2 separate regions of the Homo sapiens genome follow, and region 2 is linked to region 1. Evidence: chromatin loops called from intact Hi-C (ENCODE). Cell type or tissue: CD4-positive, alpha-beta T cell. All regions are shown on one strand. Each heading gives the region's core, and the rest is flanking DNA. Links, peaks and the distances in the headings are about the cores only.

Region 1 (10,964 bases), core at 2,720-7,719:
TAGGTGGGCTGTCTTTTTTTTTTTTTTTTTTTTTTTTTCCCGAGACGGAGTCTCTCTCTGTCATAAAGGCTAGAGTGCAATGGCGCGATCTTAGCTTCCTGCAGCCTCCGCCTCCCAGGTTCAAGCGATTCTCCTACCGCGGCCTCCCAAGTAGCTAGGATTATAGGCGCGTGCCACCATGCCAAGCTAATTTTTGTATTTTTAGTGGAGATGAGGTTTCGCCATGTTGGCCAGGCTGGTCTCGAACTCGTGATCTCAAGTGGTCCAACAGCCTCAGCCTCCCAGAGTGCTGGGATCACAGGCGTGAGCCACCGCGCCCGGCCAGGTGGGCTGTTTGTGTTCCTCGTCACCTTGTTCCTGGGGAGGGACAGAGGGCAGCAGATCAGCTGTCACCCAGGTAGGTGTCCGACGTGGGAAAAGTATGGGAAAGATACTCTAGTTAGTTCTCATTTTCTTTTCTAAAACTTCGAGTTCTCTGGAGTCCCTTTATAGAGAGAAAGTTTAAGTAACTGAAATTAATTTCCATGGCTGTCAAGGGGGTTCTGATGATGATCCCTGAGATCACCCAGCTGTAGGTAGACATTCTTGGTACCTTAGTTTAGCAGAGTCAGAAAATACTGCGAACGTTCAAGGATGGGGACCTTCTAGAAGAGAGGGCAACAGTAACTTTGAGGGGAGGACAAGAGAGCAGCTTTGGAGACCTAAAGAGTTGTGGCCTTCTATGTAAGTCCTATTATCCCTTCCATGCACCCCCACCCACATTCCCCTACTCCATTAAACTTTGTTTCAGGTTATAAAAATAATGCATAATTATTGCAGGAAAAAATGGTAATTGAAAATCACCTATTTCTTACACTCAAAGATAATGACTTAAAATTTGGTGTACATCTTATGTGTATGAGTGTACACATAATTTTGTCATCATATATGTGAGTGTGTTCATAACTGTAACCCACATACTTATATACTTCCTTTAAAATATTTTAAGTATTTTTCCCTGTCAATAAATATTTTTTTGAAAACACAATCTTTTTATGGCTGCATAATATTCCAACATGTATATGGGTTATCATTTAATAGGAATTGGACATTTGATGCTCATTTTTAGCAAGCTATTATAAATCTGAGATGACGATTTCTGGAACTAGGATAAATTCCTGAAATAGAATTTTTGGGGAGAAAATATCTGAACTTTGTAAATTCTACTGACATTTAATACAAATTTCTCTCCTAAGAGCTTGTTTTAGCTTCTGCTATCCCTTGCAGAGTGTGAACAAGTATCTGTTTGTCTGTGTCATTACTAACACTGGGGTTATCATTCTTTTTAAGCTTTGCTAGTCTGATAGGTAAAGCATAGGGTTTTTTGTTGTTGTTTGTTTTTGGAGAGACAGAGTCTCACTCTATTGCCCAGGCTGGCGTGCACAGACGTGATCTCAGCTCACTGCAGTCTCAACCTCTAGGCACAAGTGATCCTCCTAGCTCAGCCTCCTAAGTAGCTGGGACTACAGGCGTGCCCCACTACACCTAGCTAACTTTTTTATTATTTGTAGAGATGGGATCTTGCTGTGTTGCCTAGGCTGGTCTTGAGCTCCTGGGTTCAAGTGATCCTCCCACCTTGGCCTCCCAAAGTGTTGGAATTACAGGTGTGAGCCACTGTGCCTGGCAGCAATATTTTTTAAATCATGAGGAAAGCTAAAGATTTTATTTTATAGTTATTGATCATTCATACTTATTTTGTGGTTTGTCTGCCTATTCTTTACCCATTTTTTATATAGGACTGTTACTTGAGTTATTTTCATATTAGAGTTACATCCTTTTCTGTCATACAGTATAGATGTTTGCTCTAGTTTGTTATTGCCTTTTCGTTTACGGTGTTTCACCTAAGTGTGTGTGTGTGTGTGTGTGTGTGCGCGTGTAAAACCTACTGGAAGGTACTATGGGAAATAATCCTTATTTACCTGTCACCCAGAATGCACAGACATTTTTACATTATAGTTTTGGTTTGATATTTTTTATAAAGGAAATTAAATATATAAAAATTGTGTGTGTATTTTAAAACCTACTGGAAAGTACTATAGGAAATAATCCTTATTTACCTATCACCCAGAATGCACAGACATTTTTACATTGTAGCTTTGATTCTGTATTTTTATAAAGGAAATAAAATATTATATAAAAATTGGAATCATCTTGATTCCTTTTCCCATCCTCTCCCTTCCTTCCCTAGGGCAGCTGCCATTATGAATTGAAATTTTCCTACTGTTACCATATATACTATTGTCAATAAAAAACATACAGTACTAGTTTACAGTACTAGTTTGTGGCCGGGCATGGTGGCTCACACCTGTAATCCCAGCACTTTGGGAGGCCGAGGTGGGTGGATCACCTGAGGTCAGGAGTTCGAGACCAGCCTGGCCACCATCTCTACTAAAAATACAAAAATTAGCCGGGTATGGTGGTGAGTGCCTGTAATCCCAGTTGCTTGGGAGGCTGAGGCAGGAGAATCACTTGAACCTGGGAGGCAGAGGCTGCAGTGAACCAAGATCGTGCCACTGCACTCCAGCCTGGGCGACACAGCGAGACTCCGTCTCAAAAAAAAAAAACAAAACAGTACTAGTTTGTGTATGTGTGTGTGCGCACTCTCAAACTTACACATATACGATCATTGGTATATCTTCAGGCATTTTGCCTTATTTGCACTGGTGTTCAGTTCAATTAATAATGATATGCATAGATCTAGCCCTTTCATTTTGACTGCTGTCTGGTATTACATCCAGTAAATACAGCTCCAGTTTCTTCGTCTATTTATCAATTCTCATATCTAGTGAACACTGAAGACGCTTCTAGTTTTTCCATAACAACGTTGCCGTGAACATCCATACATGTCTGTCCTCATGCATGTTTGGGTAATCTTCTCAAGGGGCAACCTTAGAAGTGTGTTGTGGATTATGTGTATTTTCAGATCTATTGGCCCTTGACAAATTGTTCCCAAGTAGTCATCCCAGTTGATGATACTCCCACCAGTGTGAAAGGGCTCCTCTTGTCCCACACCTTCCAAGACATGCTATTAGATTTAGTAATTTTTGCCAATCTATGAAAGTGAGATAGAATCTCATTGTGGTTTTAGTTTGCATTATCCTGATTGTTGATAGGATAGAACATCTTTTTATTATAGATATTGGGGTTATGATTAATAATCCTGGTTATTCCTAAGGTATAACAGGTTTTCTATTCTATGCACTTTCTCTTCCTGCCCTTTGCTCATTTCCCCATTGGATTATTTATCTTTTTCTTATTAATTGGTGTTCTTTGTGTCTTAGGTACTAATACTATTTTAATTTATTTTATTTATTTATTTTTGAGACAGAGTCTTGCTCTGTTGCCCAGTCTTGACTCACTGCAATCTCCACCTCCTGGGTTCAAGTGATTCTTCTGCCTCAGACTCCCAAGTAGTGCGTGGCACCATGCCTGGCTAATTTTTTTTTTTTTTTTTTTTGAGACAGAGTCTCCCTCTGTCACCCAGGCTGGAGTGCAGTGGCATGATCTCGGCTCACTGCAACCTCCGCCTCCTAGGTGCAGGCGATTCTCCTGCCTCAGTCTCCCAAGTAGCTGGGGTTACAGGTGCATGCCACCATGCCCAGCTCTTTTTTGTATTTTTAGTAGAGATGGGGTTTCACCATATTGGCCAGGCTGATCTCGAACTCCTGACCTCAGGTGATCCACCTGCCTCAGCCTCCCAAAGTGCTGGCACTACAGGCTTGAGCCACTGTGCCCGGCCAATTTTTGTACCTTTTGTAGAGACAAAGTTTCACCATGTTGGCCAGGCTGGTCCCAAACTCCTGACCTCAAGTGATCCTCCCGTGTCAGCCTCCCAAAATGCTGGGACTACAGACGTGAACAACTGTGCCCGGCCAGATACTAATAGCATTTTATATGTGCTTTGGCCATCTTCTGATCCATGGCTTACTCTTCCTTTTTTCTTTAACTCAACATGTACTGCACTCTGTTAGAGTATTGCCAAAGCTTCCCCTCCAAGTATGAAGCTGACTTAGCTATATCTTCAAGGAATGTAGCATATACTCAGAGTATTAAAAAGTCCTACAGGAACCTACAGGAGGGCTGGGGGAAACATTCAGACAACACTAGATCTGGTAGCAACGACCACCACAGCAAAGAAGATGGATTTGTAGTTAAAGTTACTTCCTTTTTTATGCCTTTTCCGCTGCGTTGATGCTTTCAGGGTCCTCTCTGAGGTCTGAGGAATGTTCTTTGACAGTCTTGTCGCTATCTGCCTTGCGCTGCTTTGCCTCCTGTGGGCGTCACCAGGCGAGGGCAGCCAGTGTTCGTCTGGCGGGTTTCTCTGTATCTCGGGCACTGTTTGTGACAATGATGATTTTACTTTCATTTTGTGGGCTGGCCCCAAAGGGCTTGGTTTAACTTTTTGCAGAGAGTTCATTCAGTTTCTGAAACCCCCACATTGCCTGTTGAGTATGTGTTGAGCCTAGCACTGGAAATGCCCTCAGATCTGTGAATACTGCCAAGTAGGGGATCCCGGGACACCCTCTGCTGACCTTGAGCTCACAGCCCCATTGTGTTTTCCATAAGAGATGAGAGGGACTGATAAAGGATGTTTACCTGTGTTAGCCTTATGGAAGCAAGAGTTCCATCCAAGGAATCAGGGTGCTTTGAACTTTTCCCACTCCCGCCTACTCGTTTTAGGTCAAGAGAAACAAAAATATCCTTCCAACAATGTGTGTTTTCTACAGTTTAGGTGAGAAAAAGATAGGAAAATAATAGTTAACCAATGTATAGGACTCTCCTGATAGGCGGTCACAATGGTCCTGGAGCATATGTCCAAGGTGACTGTCATAAATGCCTGTGGGAAACTGCATCTTCACAAGAGACTGTTGCTTGGATGCCCCCTTGTGTTGCCTCTGCTGTCCTGCCACCAAATGCTTTGCTGGCATCTTTCCAAGCAGATAGGAGGTGCTGGAAGGTGAGCGTAGGATGACTTCCAAGTCAGCCCTTGAGTCTTTTTGCCAAATAGCACCTGCCAGGGCACCCTTCCTCCCGGCCTCAGCCTGCCTGCCTCTCGCCGAGGGCCACGGCATCTTTTAGGAACTGGAAAGTGTCATTGACAGTTGGCGGTTTTTACGTGTTTATTTCTGCCTAAAGATTTTGCTTTTCACTTTTCACTTTTTCCACTGCATATTAAAATTTTTCTTTTTTTACCCTGTGTTTGTGATTTTTTCCTTAGGCCGGAAGCTGAGAGGAAAAGCCTTTTATTTTGTCAACGGCAAAGTGTTTTGTGAAGAAGACTTCCTGGTGAGTGTGTCACCGAAGCCTCCCCTTGCATGTCCTGGCCAGAGTCAGAGGGCAGGGGCCTGGGGGGACCTGGGCCAGCGTGTAGGGAAGCTGCACTGCTGGAGAGAGGGGCCCTGCCTTTCCTTCTGTAGATACTTGGGGGTGGCCATGTTCCTGAGGCCAATGGCAAACCACACAGCTTTGTACTTTGAAGGAACTGTGGGGTCACTTGGCTATCCTCTTGCTGCTTTCTGCAGTTCTGCCTCTTCCACCACCCTGGACTCCTCCTCTTAGACCACTGGACTGGGACCTGGGCTCTCTTCTTCTCATCCCACTCTCTCTGGGGATCTAGCTTCTCCCATGGACTGGAAGTCCATCCATGTGCCAGTGGCTCCCAGACCTGAGCTCTAGCCCTGCCGCACCTCTGAGGCCAGCTGCTGGCATCCCACTGGCCCCTGGGCTGTGTCCCAACCCCTCACGTACCAGCCCCTCACCATATTTCTGTGAAGCAGAAAAATCTTACCTTGCCTTGGGTCCTGATCTGTGAGAATTGCCTCCTAGGTTTGTCCTCAACCCCACCTCCTTGAACGCAGCCAGGCGTTGAACTCTGTGCTGCCATGTCTTCCACAATTCTGCCTCCGTTCATACCTCCGGCATGGCTCAGCCAGGCTAGCTTAACGGCCTCCGCACACCCGCATCAAGAGGCCTTATAGGGCATAAACCTGGCCTGCTTGGTCCCAGCATGTGCAGGGTACAAAGCACACTCAGAAGCTCTCCGAGGTCTGGAATCCCCAGCTGCCCACACCTATGCAACCTCATGCCTTCGTGCCTTTGCTTGGGCCATTTCCCCTGCTTGCAATGTCTTGCCCCTTTATTTTCCCAGATCCCCCCAACAGCCTTCCTGTCCCTCCTGCACCCACAATGGAGGAGCTCTTCTGTGCTGCCACCATGCCCAGGGCCTGCCCTGGCAGGGCTGTGGGCTGTTAGCCCTGAGCAGTATGTCTGCTTACAAGTCTCTCCTCCATTGACTGAAAGCTTCCAGGATAGAAAGAACATGCGTCTTCACCTTCACACCTGCAGATTCTAACAAGATGCCATGCAGACTGGGTGCTTGGTAGTTGGTGGTTGAAATGACTCTGTCATCTCAGGGATGAGGAATGTGAGATGCAGAGATGGGCTCAGGGCCAGCTTCTCCCTGCCTTCCCTTGAGAAAAGCTCTATTTGGTTTTCACTGAAAAGTTGATTCATTATGATTCCTGTTGGCCAGAAACAGACTAGCAAACCCAAACGGGCTTAAGTAAAAAGGAAATTATTCCAGCAGTGCCTCAGGAGTCATTTTCTCCACAGTTTTTGGCCGTGTATCTCAGTGTTAGCTTCAGTCTCAGGTCCTATGTGATGGCCAGATGTTGGGAGGACCCCAGAGTTTACATTCTCTCAGTTTCACATCCGATGGGCAAGAGTGCCAGTCCCTCCTTCGGAATCCTCCACAGACGTCTGATGGAGTCTCATTGGCTCTTACTGGGCCACATGCCCACGCCTGGAAAAAGTAACAGTGCTGGAGGAATGCAAGGCTCTGATGGGCCAGATCTGTCAATGCCCTGCCTGGGCCCTGGCATGGAGCCAGCCCACATGGTGATGGGAGCCACGTGGTGTGGAGCTGGGGGCTGGATCTCAAATGAAAATAGAGAGCTATTACCCCCAGAATGGGGCGTAGGTGCCAGACAACAGAAACCTCCACCACATGGTGTAGAGTTGCAGAAAGTTTCCCTTTTTTGTTTTTCCCAGCTTCCTTTCATAAGGTTTCCCCCAGTTAAGTTGTGTTTGTAATACCCAAACTTCTAGTCTAGCGTGTAGCATCTAGTATGTTTTTTGAAGAGAGCACCTCATGTCTTTCAAGACTGTGTGTGTGTATGTGTTTAGGTAAGATAAGGTAAGGTAAAGTAGATATTTATTAAGTTTCTTTGAAGCTAACTATAAAAGGCATTAGCTTTTTAACCAGAACCGGAGTTGAATTTGATTTCTGTCCTTACCCTTTGTTGGCTGTGTGACCTTGAAAAGTTCACTTAACCTCTCTGAGCTGCCCTCTGCTTCTATTTGAGGATTCTGGGTAATAATGTAGACCTTGCAGAATTGTTGTAAGCATTAGAGTGATGGTTTCAGAATCCCCTGAAAGGCTTGTGAAAACACAGATTGCCAGAACCCACCCCCTGAGTTTCCAAATCAGTAGGTCTGGAGTGGAGCCCAAGGATTTGCATTTTTTACAAGCTTTCAAGTGATGCCAGGGAACTGCTCTTTGAGAACCACTGAGATGGGATTAAAGCATCTCTATATACAGTCCCTTACATAGAGCCTGGCATGCTGTGGGTGCCCAGACACAGTCATTGTTAGAGTGAGTGGTACTAGTATTTGTGATGGCTTTCGTGGCAGAGAATATTCTATGACTCAGCCCACAGCTGTGTTGTACTTGGGGATGACAGAATTCTGCACAGAGTGACACATCTTTCTGAGAAATTCCTTATAATCCTCTTGGCTGTTGGGGAAGTGGCTGATTCATCTTACCAGTCTGGGTTTAACTTTCTTTTCTTTTTCTTCTGCAGTACTCTGGTTTCCAGCAGTCGGCTGACAGGTGTTTTCTTTGTGGACATCTGATCATGGACATGGTGAGTAGGTCAGCCAAAGAAGAGAACAGCATCTCAGGTGGAGGAGGAGGTGTTCAGAGAAAAAAGAAATTAATAATTGAGGACAGTGTTTCTTATCTTGATTTGTGGTTACAGCTGGGCGCAGTGGCTCATGCCTGTAATCCCAGCACTTTGGGAGGCCGAGGCGGGCGGATCACGAGGTCAGGAGTTTGAGACCAACCAGCCTGGCCAATATGGTGAAACCTTGTCTCTACTAAAAATACAAAAATTTTCCGGGCGTGGTGGTGCATGCCTGTAGTCCCAGCTACTTGAGAGGCCAAGGCAGGAGAATTGTTTGAACCCTGGAGGCGGAGTTTGCAGTGAGCCAAGATCACGCCACTGCACTCCAGCCTGGGCAACAGAGTGAGACTCCACCTCAAAAAAAAAAAAAAAGTCCCTGTAAAGTACAGCTTGCTTGTTCTAATAGAACCCACATTGTTGGCTTTTATTGGAATTAACATCTTTAACCATCTAGAGCACACGCTATCATGTTTCCGATAATGCTTTCTCCTCCTCTGGGCTGTTTGAATCGCACTGGCCTCCCTCTGGCTTCTCTGTGATCCTTGTGGCATCCCAGGTGAGATGCTAAATACAGTCTGTTTTTACTGCAGAAATCTCAGCTACCTTGGAGTCAAATGCAGAAAGCCAGAGGAGCAAAGTTGTTTTTCTCCCTGTGTTATGCCCAGCTCACACCATTACGAAGATGAGTTTTTAGGGCCTGTCATTTAGTTCTGAGACAGCAGAGCAAGGACCAGGTTTTATACATTCCATTCTTTGCTCAGTCACTGGCTCTCTGAGGTTATTTTGGGCTTCAGGTCTTCAGTGGGGACAATTTTTCCCTAGAGGGTTAGGTTATGAGGTTAATGAATACAACATCAAATTGTTCACCATTGGAAACCAGCCTTTAAGAAGTTCTTTAATATACTGATCAGAGGAAATGATTATATAACATACTTTAAGTTGGAAACAGTTAAGTCCCTCTCTAAGCTGACTCATTAATTTCATTCTAGAGAAGATAATTTCTAATTATTAGTATTTTTAATTTTACCTTTTTATTGAGAAATAACTCATAGAGTAAAAGATACTAATCTTAAGTGTACATCTGAACGAGTTTTCACATGTGCATATACCCCTGTAACCACCACCCAGATCAAGATATAGAACACTTCCCAAACTCCAGAAAGTTCCTTCTTGTCTATTCCCACTCAAGACCCCACTCCCACAAAGGCAACCATTATTCCAACTTCTATTGCCAGAAATTCATTTTGCTGGTTTTGGAACTTCATATAAATAGAAACATATAGTATAGACTCTTTCAGGTCTTATTACATATGTTTTTGAGCTTCATCCATGCTGTTACCTGTATTGGTAGTTTATTGATTTGTATTGCTAAGTGGAATTCCATTGTATGGATATAGCACAATTTATTTCTCCATCTCATGTTGATGGGGATTTGGTGGTTTCTAGTTTTTTGCTATTTATGCATGAAGCTGCTGTGAATACTCTTGAACATGTCTTTGATGGACATAAACACTCATTTCTGCTGGTTATATGCTAATATTTATAAAACATCAGTGACCCACAGCCCTCCCCATTCGTGATGAATATCTGCTATCTCCCAGGCTTTGACAGACCTCAGCAGAGGTCTTAGCCCTATTAGAGCCATGTCCTCATTAGTAGCCAAGACCTCCCTGGGAAACGTGGCCCTTCCCCCATGCTCGCAGTGGGAGGTAGGCAGAAGCTACATATGCTTACCTCTCCTTCCCAGGTATCTTCTAGACTCTGTAGGGCTCTATTTCTTTAGCAGAATTTGCCTTTGTTTTTAGTGTCCTTCTGACAAACCTACTTCATATGAAGTCAACATGCTCTGAATTTATGAGTATGATTATACCCTATTCTTAGTTCTAGTAATCCTAAGACTTCTTTGGATAACCTCAGGGTATGTCATTTATCTATTGCTGCATGACAAACCACCCTAAAACTTTGTAGTTTAAAACAATAGTGATTTCTTATTTATCATCATGCTTCATGCTGTGGGTCAGGATTTAGGTCAGGGTTTAGCAGGCCAATTCTTCTGCTCTGTGTGGCATTGGCTGGGGTCTCCTACTTAACTTTGTTCAGCTGGTAGCACAGTTGAACTGGAACATCCAAGATGACCTCTCACCCTCCAGGCCCCTCTCCCTGTAGCCTCTAATCATTCAGTAGTCTAGTTCAGACTTCCTTACAGCAAGAGATAGGAAGTGGAAGCTACCAGTCTTCTTAAGCCTTTGACTCAGAAATCTCAGAACATTGTTTCTTCTGCTTTCTGTTAATTAAAGAAAGTCACAAAGCCAGTTCTGATTCAAGGGGAGGGGGAAATAGTCCCCATCTCTTGATGTGAGATCTCTACCATATGGGATAGTATGAAGTTGAAGCTTCAGTCTTTCAGGTCTTCCCTAGGACTTGAAAACTTTTAGTGAATGTCTAGACAGAACCCCAGCTGTCTAACTCTTTGTGTAAATTGTCTCTCTATATACCCTTTTGTTAATAGAGGGGTACATTCTGGGCTTGCAGGTTAGAACCAGGCATAGTCTCACATAAAAAAAGTATTACAGCTAGTCACAATGCAGCAAAATGGCATCTTTTTCTAATCTTACTTTAGGCACAATGTGGATTAAATTAATTTAAGGATCTCTTTCTGCCAAGACAGCATTCATCTTGGGGAAAATGCATTCCAAGGTCCAAATTGCCAAATGGGTTTTGGAAGCCCAGCCAGTTGTTCTTCCTGTTTTGCCTTACTGCAGATTGAGAGGGCCCTCAAAGGTTAGGGAAACCCAAGAGGGAATGAGGAAGCTTGAAAGCTGAGCATTCAGAGGAAAGCTGGAATAGCACAACGCCCTCCTCTTGCCTTCTTGGCTGGAGCTTGTGCAGTGTGGAGTTATCCGCCTGAGGCTTCCAGGGGAAGGAGCTGTAACACAGCATATCTTTACCCCTGGGTCTCAC
Region 2 (5,000 bases), core at 1-5,000, 260 kb after region 1:
GCATGCTAACCAAAAGAATGCTGGTTTGACTGTATTAATATTACATAACACAGCTTTTATATCAAAGAATATTACCAGGGATAATTTCATAATGATAAATATGTCAGTTCATTAAAAGGACAATAATCCTAAACGTTTATGCCCCTAATGACAGAGCTTCAAAATACATGATACAAAAAGTGGTAGAATTGCAAGGAGAGATGGACAAATTCACAATTATAGTTGGAGATTTCAATACCTCTTTCTTAATAATTGATAGAATAAGTAGACAGGAACTCAATGAAGAAACAGAAGACGAACACCACCATCAACTAACTTGACCTAATTGGCATCTATAATAGAATATTCCGGCCAGGCACGGTGGCTCACGCCCGTAATCTCAACACTTCGGGAGGCCGAGGTGGGTGGATCACCTGAGGTCAGGAGTTCAAAACCAACCTGGCCAACATAGCAAAACCCCATCTCTAATAAAAATACAAAATTATCTGGGCATGGTGGCGCATGCCTGTAATCCCAGCTACTTGGGAGGCTGAGGCAGGAGAATCGCTTGAACCTGGGAGGCAGAAGTTGCAGTGAGCTGAGATCGCGCCATTGCACTCCAGCCTGGGCAACAAGAGTGAAACTGTCTCAAAAAAAAAAAAAAAAGAACGCTCCACCCAACAACAGCAGAAGGTACATCCTTTTCAAGTGCACTCGGCACATTCACCCAGGTAGGTCACATTCTAGGCCAAGCTTGTCCAACCCGCGGCCCAGGAAGGCTTTGAATGCAGCCCAACACAAATTCGTAAACTTTCTTAAAACATTATGAGTTTTTTTATTTGTTTTTGTCTTTGTTTTTAGCTCATCAGCTATCGTTAGTGTTAGTGTATCTTATGTGTGGCCCAAGACAATTCTTCCAACGAGGCCCAGGGAAGCCAAACGATTGGACACCCTTGTTCTAGGCCATTAAGAAAACACCTCTCAAACTTCAAAGGATTCAAGTTATACAAAGTATGTTCTAGGTCTACAATGGAATTAAATTAGAAATCAAGAGCAGATCTCTGGAAAATCTCAAAATATTTGAAAACTAAATAACAAATTCAAACGTGTGGATCGAAGGGAAATCAAAAGGGGAATCAAAAAGGCATGGGAGGGAGAGCGAGCATTGTGTTCCTAACACAACAGTGTGCTTGCTCAGGCTGGCAGCTGGTAGTGGTGAGGGAGTAGGACGGGCCCCTGACAAGGCTGGAGGGGACAAAGGTGTACAAAGAGTGTACACTGAGGGCCTGCTACACGTAGGCTCTGTGCTGCCTCTTCTGCACACGGCGTCTCATTTACTTCCATTAATATTCTATCACATTCTAGTTCCACCAGGGACTAAGGATCCCGGGAGAGTGAGGGGTTGGTTCTGTTTCTGTGATCCACAACCTAACAACTCTGGCCTGGTCTCAGACACTGCAGCAGGGGTGTATGGGAAGGAGCTGCTGGAGGGGAAGGCTTGCTGTTTGCATGGGGACCTTGGTGTGCCCACCCTGCACACCCTCGCACTCACTACCTTGATTACAAGCAACATCAAGAGCTCCTTAAGGCAGGTCCCCTGAAGAGGGCATGTTTAACATAGATTAATGTGCGTTCTTGAAAATGATACTCTTCATTTCTTTAAAACATCTTACTCTGTAGCCTTTTCATTCATTCCAGCTGTTTTTCATTCATTCCATTCACATGAAACATCTAGAATCAGCATATCCACAAAATAGATTAGTGGTCACTGGGGGCAGAGGTTGGGGAGTGACTGCTAATGGGCACAGAATTTCTTTTTTGGAGTGATGGAAAGAATCTAAAATTAGACAGTGGTAATGGTGGTACAACTCTGTGAATATACTAAAAACCATTAAACTGTACATTCCAAGTGCGTGAGTTATATCTCAATAAAGCTGTTTTAAAAAACAAAGTCAAGGGTCCTTGCTGTCAGCTGATTCCTCCTCTGACTCCCTCTGAAGCCCACCCCAACAGGCCATCGACCTCTGGCCAAAGACGGATCCTCTGCCCAGAGAGAGGACAGAGTCTGGATCCAATTCTCCACTTTGTCCCTGGGCCTCAGGCCAGCGGTGTGTACACTGGTAACCTGGTTCATAATTTCTTTCATCAAGTGCCTCCCCTAGATTCACACTCTCCAATCTCAGTGTCGAGTCTATGACTATAATGGAGGAAGTGGGTCTGGAGAGAGGGTGGCACAGGGTGGAGAGTGTCTGACAGGTGCCCCTAGAAACGGGGCTGGCCTTCTGCTGTGCTATTCCATCCACCTGGATGCTTCTCCTCAAGCCCACAGGTCCCTCGCCTCACCTCACAATGCTGCTTCTGGTTTCCTCCACTGTGGTCTTCATCATCGCCCAGGGGTCTCCTTTCCTCATCTCTGTTCCCCAGGCTGGGCTAGGCATCCTTCCCAGGGGTACCCACAGTGCCCACCCACCCCTGTCATGAAACCACCTGGAATCACAAATGTCTATTTATTAGAGTCTCTCTCTGATTACACAGTGAGCTCCTCAACGGGAGATCCCATGTTATCCCTTCATCTTTCTATCCCCCGTGGGCCCTACAGAGTCCAGTATACAGGACACACTCAATAAATGGTTGCAAATACACAGCATAATTCCTTGTGTCTATACCTCCGTAATCATGAAGTCTGAGTGCTGCAATTTGCACTGCATCTGTCATTTCCTCTAAGGCCCAGGCTGGTCAGGAGTGCACTCGGGGAGTCCCCGGGATAGATATTGAGGGCACATGTCTGGAAACAGGCTACCCTGGCCATGGTCTCTTTGGGGGACCTCAGGCAGAGATAACAGCCACCCCCATCTGTGGTTGGTGACAGTGGCCTGTGAAGGCAGAGGAGCACCTAAGCATCCTGTACACGGGCCCCTTCTGCCCCCTGGTGTCACTGTGGGGAAAGGCAGTGGGGCCCCCTGGAAGCTAGAGGAGGAAGGCTCAGTAGGTCCCCAAGTTCCTGATTCCTGGTAGAGCCACACAGGAACCCCAGGCTGCTGAGGACTCGGTGGGTAGGGACTGAGCAAGGGGAGAGGCCCACAGCCCAGCCACATATGGGCAGGCAAAACAGCAAAGGCCTGGATCCCTGATTTCGTCCCTTCCCTCCCTGCCACAAACACTCACGGTGTCTGATCTGGGTGGATTCAGGGCTGGGGGCCTGGTGGGTCTGGGGAACGTGATGGTGAGTGGCAAGGGCAGCTCTTGGCAGTGCTGCCGTTTGTTAGTGTGGAGCTGACAGGCATGTTGGCCGCACCAGGACCTCCTGGGTGGGGGCTCAGAACTGCTCAAGAAGGAAGGGCTCCAGAGGTAGGTAGGAGGAGCTGGCTACAAGCCCCAAAAGAATAAGATGGGCAGAGCGGTTTTAAATAAGACAGAATATGAGATTCCAATAAACAAGGCCAACCCAAGGGAGTAGAGTTACATTTTGAGAGTGAGTTTGAAAAGCAGAGAAATGACAAAAGCGATCCCTGCATTGAGCAGATTCCAACAGGGCAGGATGGCAGGAGAGCAAACCCAAACGGGTACGTGTTCCTCTATGGGATGCCAGCGCCACAGCAGGAACTGCTGTGTGGCCCAATGTGTCTCCTAGCTGGGCTCTCCTGCTCTGGGCCCTCCTCATCCCTCAGCCTCAAGCCCCTCGAGGGCACCCAGTGGACCAAACACACAAGGGACTATTAGATGTTTCTGCAAAGACTTCACAGAACTCTTGTTTCACATGACTTCAGCTAGCTTTTCCCTATCTTGATCCTTGCAATTCTTGCAAAATGGAGATTTCTGCAGTCATATTCCCAGACTAGGATCCATTTTCAGCTCCAGTCCAGCAGGCCCAACGGCTTTTACCATTTCTTTCACTCAGAATGATTCAAATGGAACTTGTGTTTCCATGCAAACCATCTCTCCCTCCCATATCCCTCTACACCCTTTCTCTGCAGAGATGCAGGCATCAAATTCAGACCTCAGGCATGGGTCTCCCTTCTCCTTGCCCCATACTGAATCAGCCACCCATGGAGCCCTGCCCAACCTCTGTCCCTGTGGTCTGGATTCCACCTCATCCTTTCCACTTTGGCTTCAACCCCCTGATCTACACCAGTGGTTCTCAACCTTGGCTGCTCATTGGAATCACTTGGAGATGTCTGGATCCCACCCCTAGAGACTCTAATTTGCAGCCAAGGTTGAGAACAACAGTCCGGGCACTGTCAACATTCCATGCCTAGAATGTCTTAGGAATTTATAAACTGGTACCTGCCACCAAGATTTCAAGCTCGACCACCCAAGTGACATTGGGGTTGTCTCTACTGACACCTTTCCGGGTTGAGATGCACCCTAAGCTAAAAACTAGAGGAAGAGAGGTCACCACCTCCCAAGGTGATCCATTCCTGCTTTGCACAGCTCTATTAGAAAATGATCCTTAAATTGAGTCATACGTCTGTATTCCTCTTTCACCTACCCATCTATCCCAAGGGCAGACTGTACCTGTTTCACACAGGTGTGACCTTCAGACATTTGAGAACAGCTTTCCAGAACTTCTGGGTCTTTCTCTCCCCAAACTGGACAAGGCCCAGGTGCTCTGCCTTCTCTGCATGATACTGCCCAGAACATTCCAAGTGAGGCCTGCCCAGCAGAGGATAGGATGGCCACTGCCCTGCTTTGAGAAAGGCCTGCCCAAGTACCCAGATGTGTGTGTAAGGAGCCCACAGGCAGGGAGCCCAGCCTTACCTTACACTGATCCAGCGGTGTGTCCTCGGCCTCCTGGAAGACCACACTGAAGGAGATGCTCTTGGGGTCAGAGGAGAAGACCCAGCTGATGGTGAGGCCTGCCTCGGCCACAGTGATGGGGATCAGGCTGTAGGTGCTGGACCTCACAAACAGCTCCCTGCTACCCTCCCCGAAGCTGGCGATCTCATCCACTGTGAGGGGTACTTTGATCCTAAAATAAAAATACAGAGAGGGACCTGATTGACTGGGCAAAGTGTTTGTGT

Evidence for each region. A loop is a pair of places that touch in the nucleus more often than their neighbours do. Peaks named below come from ENCODE experiments on the same cell type or tissue, not always from the same donor. Only the 100,000 strongest peaks of a DNase experiment are listed, where the experiment ranks them.
Region 2: a loop joins it to region 1, with 4 times the contacts of the local background. A loop is called at or near these places in 4 of 110 quality-filtered maps.

Annotation. Positions count from the first base shown.
Region 1 is chr3:45,660,393-45,671,356 of GRCh38, forward strand. LIMD1 (LIM domain containing 1) reads left to right here. Exons shown (of 8, transcript NM_014240.3): 3 at 5,258-5,325; 4 at 7,902-7,964. Among named protein-coding and RNA genes, the nearest start is that of LIMD1-AS1, 23 kb to the right of the region's middle. In CD4-positive, alpha-beta T cell, for the core only: CTCF peaks have their summits at 4,926 (motif pointing left) and 5,132; DNase peaks (open chromatin) are centred at 4,359 and 4,959; H3K4me3 peaks cover 1,408 bases; H3K27ac peaks cover 1,863 bases.
Region 2 is chr3:45,926,334-45,931,333 of GRCh38, forward strand. FYCO1 (FYVE and coiled-coil domain autophagy adaptor 1) reads right to left here. Exons shown (of 18, transcript NM_024513.4): 16 at 4,738-4,948. Among named protein-coding and RNA genes, the nearest start is that of CXCR6, 15 kb to the right of the region's middle. In CD4-positive, alpha-beta T cell, for the core only: CTCF peaks have their summits at 2,920 (motif pointing left) and 3,133; a DNase peak (open chromatin) is centred at 2,898.